Linked DNA regions of Homo sapiens: region 2 is linked to region 1. A link is a contact called in ENCODE Hi-C or POLR2A ChIA-PET data. All regions are on one chromosome and are shown on one strand. The core of a region is the stretch at or near the end of the contact, and the rest is flanking DNA. Distances in the headings are between cores, read along the strand shown. Region 1 has its middle 27 kb from the start of ZNF710. Region 2 holds the start of ARPIN (actin related protein 2/3 complex inhibitor).

Region 1 (3,078 bases), core at 40-2,539:
CAGGTAGAACCAAAGTGACAGCGAATTCAGGGTGTTCCGAGTCTCCCGATGGCCAAATTGACCAAACCTGCCTCTCCTGGCCGATCTCCAGAGGCACAGAGAATTCATGTCATGTTTGAAAGAACAGTAAACCTGGCAGGCAAGGTGGGGAGAGAAGTGGTTAAAGACAAGGGCATAGGCATCAGCCAGACCTGGGTCTAAATCCTCAACTCATCACTCACAAGCTGGGTGCTGGTAGCAAGTTACTGAGCCTCCTGGGCCTCAGATATCTCATCTGTAAAATGGGGATAGCAGCATCCACTTCACAAAGCATTTGCAAGGACTGACTGATAAAATGAGGCGACAATGCCTGCATAAGTGCTCAAAATATGGGAAAAAATAACAATATTATTGTCATTCGATAGCTCCAAGCCTGGCCTAACTTACAAGCATGCTAAAGCTTCTTTTTAACTGGAAGGATCCTAAAATGGAGAGAGCAAAAGCTAGTTATAGCTTGGGTTCCCCTCAGTTGGAACCATGGCATGAAGAACATGGGCATTAGCTTCAAGTAGACTTAGGTTCAAGTCTGGCTGTCACTTATAAGTTGTGTGACCTTGAACAAGCCATGAGAGACCTTCTGAGCCATTATTGCTCCATCTGTAAAGTAGGCAAATGAAAACTGACTTCTGAGACTTGTGGTGAGAATGTCAGGTTGTTAACAGCTCAGTAAGTGGGTGGGCTGCGGTGGCTCACGCCTGTAATCCCAACACTTTGGGAAGCTAAGGCGGGCAGATCACCTGAGATCAGGAGTTCAAGATCAGCCTGGCCAACATGGTGAAACCCCGTCTCTGCTGAAAGTATTTTCTCTACTGAAAAATTAGCCAGGTGTGATGACGGGTGCCTGTAATCCCAGCTACTCGGGAGGCTGAGGCAAGAGAATCACTTAAACCTGGGAGGTGGAGGTTGCAGTGAGCCAAGATTGCGCCACTGCACTCCAGCCTGGGTGACAGAGTGAGAATCTGTCTCAAAAAAAAAAAAAAAGCTCAGTAAATGGTGGGTATGCCCTGGGCGTGTCCATGGCTGGCTGTGCAAGTGATGGCCCTCAATTAGCTGAGTGCAGGGGTGAGGCTGCTGTTATCTTTATTTAAGCAGAATTAATGTATTCCTTAGGCAAAGGATATAATTTATGGTGAGAGAAGAGGAAGAGGAAGCAAAAAGAGGAAGAATAATGAGCAAACAACAGTGCTACCGAGGAAGAGCTATGTGGAGTGACATTGCTTGAGATCTTTACGCACAGATGGTTTGCCACTCTGGGAGCCTTGCAATATGAGGGCAGGGCATTGGCAGTGGTGTCAGAAGAGCTGGGTTCTCCCTGGGAGGCAGAGGTTGCGGTGAGCCAAGATCATGCCACTGCACTTCAGCCTGGGTGACAAAGCGAGACCCTGTCTCCAATAAAAAATAAAAATAAAAATAGGCCAGGCACGGTGGCTTATTCCTATAATCCCAGCACTTTGGGAAGCCAAGGCAAGTGGATCACCTAGAGTTAGGAGTTCGACACCAGCCTGGCCAACATGGTGAAACCCTGTCTCTACTAAAAATACAAAAAATTAGCCAGGCATGGTGGCAGGCTCCTGTAATCCCAGCTACCTGGGAGGCTGAGGCAGGAGAATCATTTGAACCCAGGAGGCAGAGGTTGCAGTGAGCCGAGATTGCGCCATTGCACTCCAGACTTGGCAACAAGAATGAAACTCTGTCTCAAAAAAATATATAAATAAATACAAATAAAAGTAAAAAGAAGAGCTGGGTTCTCATCAGTAACTCTGGGCCACCCAGAAACTCACGCCCCTTTAGTTCTGGCTGAGCTGCTTTCCTTACCTGTGTGACCTCAGACCTCTGACAGCTTCTCTGAGCCTTGTGTCCTATTTGTAAAGTGGAACTATTAACACTTAACATCTTTCCCAGGATGGATGTGGAGGTTAAATAAAACATGGAATGTGGAAACACTTTAAAAACTGTCTAGAATCTCCAGGCGCAGTGGCTCACGCCTGTAATCCCAGCACTTTGGAAGGCCAAGGTGGACAGATCACCTGAGGTCAGGAGTTTGAGACCAGCCTGGCCAACTTGGTGAAACCCTGTCTCTACTAAAAATACAAAAACAAAAAAAAATTAGCCAGGTGTGGTGGCGCATGCCTGTAATCCCAGCTACTCGGGAGACTGAGGCAGGAGAATCACTTGAACCTGGGAGGCAGGGGCTGCCGTGAGCCGAGATCGTGCCATTGTACTCCAGCCTGGGCAACAAGAGCAAGACTCAGTCTCAAAAACAAACAAACAAACAAACAAACAAACAAAAACAGAAAACTGTCTAGAATCCTCTTCTGGCCTTAGATAGCCTTAAGGATCTATGGTTTGGGTCCTGCAGCTTTACAATATACATGACATATTTCCTTTTTTAAAAATTTAAAATATTTTATATCTTTTTAAAAATAAAATTTAAAATAATTAAAATAATTTTTAATTTAAGACTGGGTCTCACTGCATTGCCCAGGCTGGTCTCAAACTCCTGGACTCAAATGATTCTCCCGCCTTAGCCTCCCAAAGTGCTGGGATTACAGGCATGAGCCACTGCACCTGGCCACATGACACATTTTCAATGTACTTTTCCTGTGTCTGTTTCATGCCCTGAAGGACGGACAGGGTAGGAACAGAGCAGGGAGGGTAGCAACACAGAGTTTGGCATGGGCTGGCCTCCCTGATGGAGGAGGTGGTTGGGGTAGGGCTGTTAAATGGGCAGAAGTGAGGTGGCAGAAAGGCAGACAGTCTAGATGACCTGAACCTGAATCCTGGCCTGCGACTGGGAGACCTTGGGCAGGTCACTTATAAACTCTCCAGCCTCCCTTAATTCTTGAGGATGAGAATGTTATTGTGAGGATTAAAAAGAAACATGTTTAAAGCACTTAGCATGGTCCTGGACATGTTTTCAATCTCCATGAGTTTTATTTAATTATTAAATAGGAGAAACAAATTAGAAACTCAGGAATACCTGAATGCAGTCTGGGTTCATTCAGAAATGAACATTTGATCCACTAAGGGAGTGTCTGA
Region 2 (3,198 bases), core at 163-2,662, 62 kb after region 1:
AGAAAAAAAAATATATGTTTAGGTTGAAGAAAACACTTTAGACTGGGAGCAGTGGCTCAGGCCTGTAATCCTAGCACTTTGGGAGGCAGAGGCAGGTGGTGACATGAAGTCAGGAGCTTGAGACCAGCCTGGCCAACATGGTGAAACCCCATCTCTACTAAAAATACAAAAATTAGTCGGGTGTGGTGGTGAGTGCCTGTAATCCCAGCTACTCAGGAGGCTGAGGCAGGAGAATCACTAGAACCTGGGAGGCAGAGGTTACAGTGAGCCAAGATTCACCACTGCACTCCAGCCTGGGCAACATAGGAAGACTGTCTCAAAAAAAAAAAAAAAAAAATATATATATATATATATAATTCATATATTCATCTTTATGCCAACCCAGTGGTAAGATAATAATTTTTTAAAAAATTTTTAATGGAGAAAGGGTCCTTTGAAAACAAAAGTGCCTAGGACCCAAGAAAGTCATTGTCTGTGTGTGTGTGTGTGTGTGTGTGTGTGTGTGTGTGTGTGTAGCAGGGAAGGGAGAGGGTGCTTTCTTCTTCCAACATTGACAGCTCATGCTAGACTCCTAGGCACCTGCCTGGCCACCACCCCCTTTAAATGCCGCCCCCTCTCCCGGGGTACACCTGGCCTCCCTGAATGGGCCCACCTGCCCCGAGGCCTGGCACGAAGAAGCCAAACAAAAGAACAAAGATTCCTCAACAATCCCAGGGTCAGAAGAATCTTCTGTACCAGGCTTGGAAAATGCACCTGCGGACTATGACATACTTGGGCAAAGGGCATTGTGGGGCCAGGGAGGAGTTCAGGAGCTGTGCAGGAAGAAGGAGGGAGGGCAATGCTATGTTGTAGAAAGGGTGAGCTCATTAAACTTTACAATCCCCCTGATACTGACCCCATTTTACAGACGAAGAAGCATGGGCTCAGAGAGGTTGAGGAGCTTGCCCAAGCTCACAGCTGGGATTCAAACTTAGGCGTCTTTGGTCCGACACCCATGCCCCAGCTCCCTCGTCACAGATCCCTGGGATACCTGACTCAGCCATTGTAGGGCCGCGGGCGGGGCATAATGGACAGCTTCTAAGCTGACCACCCAATCCTCCCCAGTGGCTGTTCTCCATTCCTGCTTCCCAGAAACCCATCCTTCCCGGGCTGATCCTACAAAGGATCTTCTATAATAGGATCTTGGGGCCTCAATTTCCCTTTTGTGCGTGTGCTGGGGCAGGGATCTTCCTCTAGGAATGAGGAAGAGAGAGAGACAAGAGAAAAGCATGGCCTTTCTGCCCCACTGTGCTAAGCCCCCAGCCAGGGTCCTCCCGGAAGCCCAACTCCTGCCGCGCGCGGCCTGGCGTGCAGGAATGGAGCTCGGTCCCTTTAAATCCCGCCGAGGAACGCCTGAGGGCCGGGCCGCGCCATTCCCGGATCCGCCGGCTGGGAATCGCGGGTCCCCGCGCGTCCTGCAGCACTTCCCGCGCCGCGCCCCCAGCCCAGTGCGCCGGCTCTGTGCCGGGGTGCCCGGGCGGTCGGGAGAATGAGCCGCATCTACCACGACGGCGCGCTCCGGAACAAGGCGGTGCAGAGCGTCCGGCTGCCAGGGGCCTGGGACCCCGCCGCCCACCAGGGGTAGGCCTGGGCTCACGGCCTCGGGTCGGCCTCCCCTGCCCCGGCTCGAACCCCGCAACAGGATCGGGTGGGGGGGTGGGATGCGGGTGGGGGAAAACTGGGGTTGCCAAAGCCGCCTCTCCGCCTTCAGTCCGCCCCTCCAGTCCGCCGCTCCCGGCGCCCCTGCCGCCGCGCCCGCCCAGCGACCCCATGACACAGATCGGCTTAAAGCTCCCCGCCTGTCCGCCTGCCCTCGAGAGAGGGTCCCGACCCCCAGACAGGTCTCCGAAGGCTGGGCTTCGCCTCACGCCGACCTCCGGCCCCACCCCACCCGCGTAACTATAAACTCCAGCTACTTGCCGCGCTGCTTTTGCACAGACTCATGCCCTGCCCCAGAAGGGACAGTGGCCGTGCTGTGGCGGGAACAGCGGGCGGGCTGGTCCAGAGCAGGGCCTGCCTGGGTGAGGAGGATTTGGAGGGCCAGGCCCTGTCGTCACAGGGTTATGAGGCCGAAGGGACCATTCCATTTACAACTGCGCTGAAGAATTGTGCTAAGTGAAATAAGCCAGATACAGAAAGACAAATACTGTGTGATCTCGTATATGGAACCTATAAAAGCGTTGAACCATAGAAACGGCAGAACAGACCAGGCGCTGTGGTTCACGCCTGTAATCCCAGCACTTTGGGAGGCCGAGGCGGGTGGATCACTTGAGGTTAGGAGTTTGAGACCAGCCTAATGGTGAAACCCTGTCTGTACTAAAAATACAAAAATTAGTCGGGCGTGGTGGCAGATACCTGTAATCCCAGCTATTTGGGAGGCTGAGGCATGAGAATCGCTTGAACCTGGGAGGTGGAGGTTGCAGTGAGCCGAGATTGTGCCACTGCACTCCATCCTGGGCGATGGAGCAAGACTGTGTCAAAAGAAAAGAAACAGTAGAACAGTGAACAGTGATTGCCAGGGGATAGTGGATGGGGATGGGGTAATGATCAAAGGTACAAACTTTCAGTTATAGAATAAACAATTTCTGGGGACCTAATGTACAGCATGGGGTCTGGTGGGTGTGTTCATTAATCTGTGGTAATCATTACATAGTGTGTACTTAAATCATCACGTTGTGCACCTTGAATATATACAGTCTTTTGTCAGTTAAATATTTAGAAAAATAATTGTGGGGGGTGGGGAAGAATTGGATAGAGACCAGCTAGGTAGAGTTTTCACTTCCCACTCCCATCCCTATTCCACTGTCATCTTCAGCTGTCCCCATGCTTCTCCATTTCTGTGGATGCAAAAAAGGAAGCCTCCACGTTCTGCTTTTATGAAAACCAGAGTCGAGAAGCCAGGGGTCCACTTCCCCTCAGTGAAGGACCGTGTGATCTTGGACTAGTCTCAGACTTCTGAGTTTTGGTTTCTTCACCTCTCAGTAATAACCATTTCCTCGGGTTAATGACCACCTGGATATGAATGAGAAAAGGAATATGAGAGTGTTTAAAAACAGGTGGAAAGGGAAAATAGTTTATTGCAGCTTAGATACCTACCCTCACATTTGGACCAATAAAAAAGTAAAATCTTTTGTATTTAGTAATCACTTAATAGCTTAC

Evidence for each region. Hi-C counts contacts between places; a loop is a spot of excess contacts on that map. ChIA-PET counts read pairs that join two places held with the same protein, here RNA polymerase II (POLR2A). Pooled maps may share reads with other maps.
Region 2: a map of right lobe of liver shows a loop between it and region 1 (3-fold over the local background). The contact joins the promoter of ARPIN here to the enhancer-like site in region 1. A Hi-C loop is called at or near these places in 13 of 168 maps with a recorded cell type or tissue (CD14-positive monocyte, GM11168, HCT116 and 8 more), 2 of 37 single-sample maps with no recorded cell type and 6 of 50 pooled maps. POLR2A ChIA-PET finds 5 or more read pairs at or near these places in 15 of 52 experiments (HCT116, HEK293, HEK293T and 9 more).

Annotation. Positions count from the first base shown.
Region 1 is chr15:89,972,887-89,975,964 of GRCh38, reverse strand. No RefSeq gene overlaps it. Among named protein-coding and RNA genes, the nearest start is that of ZNF710, 27 kb to the left of the region's middle. Within about 2 kb of position 1,289, at least 4 of the 41 ENCODE cell types and tissues checked have a DNase peak (open chromatin) inside an H3K27ac peak, as active enhancers do; they include CD14-positive monocyte, where a contact is called at or near this core.
Region 2 is chr15:89,911,166-89,914,363 of GRCh38, reverse strand. It overlaps ARPIN (actin related protein 2/3 complex inhibitor), which reads left to right and starts at 1,412. Exons shown (of 6, transcript NM_182616.4): 1 at 1,412-1,620. The coding sequence starts at 1,529. ARPIN-AP3S2 (ARPIN-AP3S2 readthrough) reads left to right here and starts at 1,412. Exons shown (of 10, transcript NM_001199058.2): 1 at 1,412-1,620. The coding sequence starts at 1,529.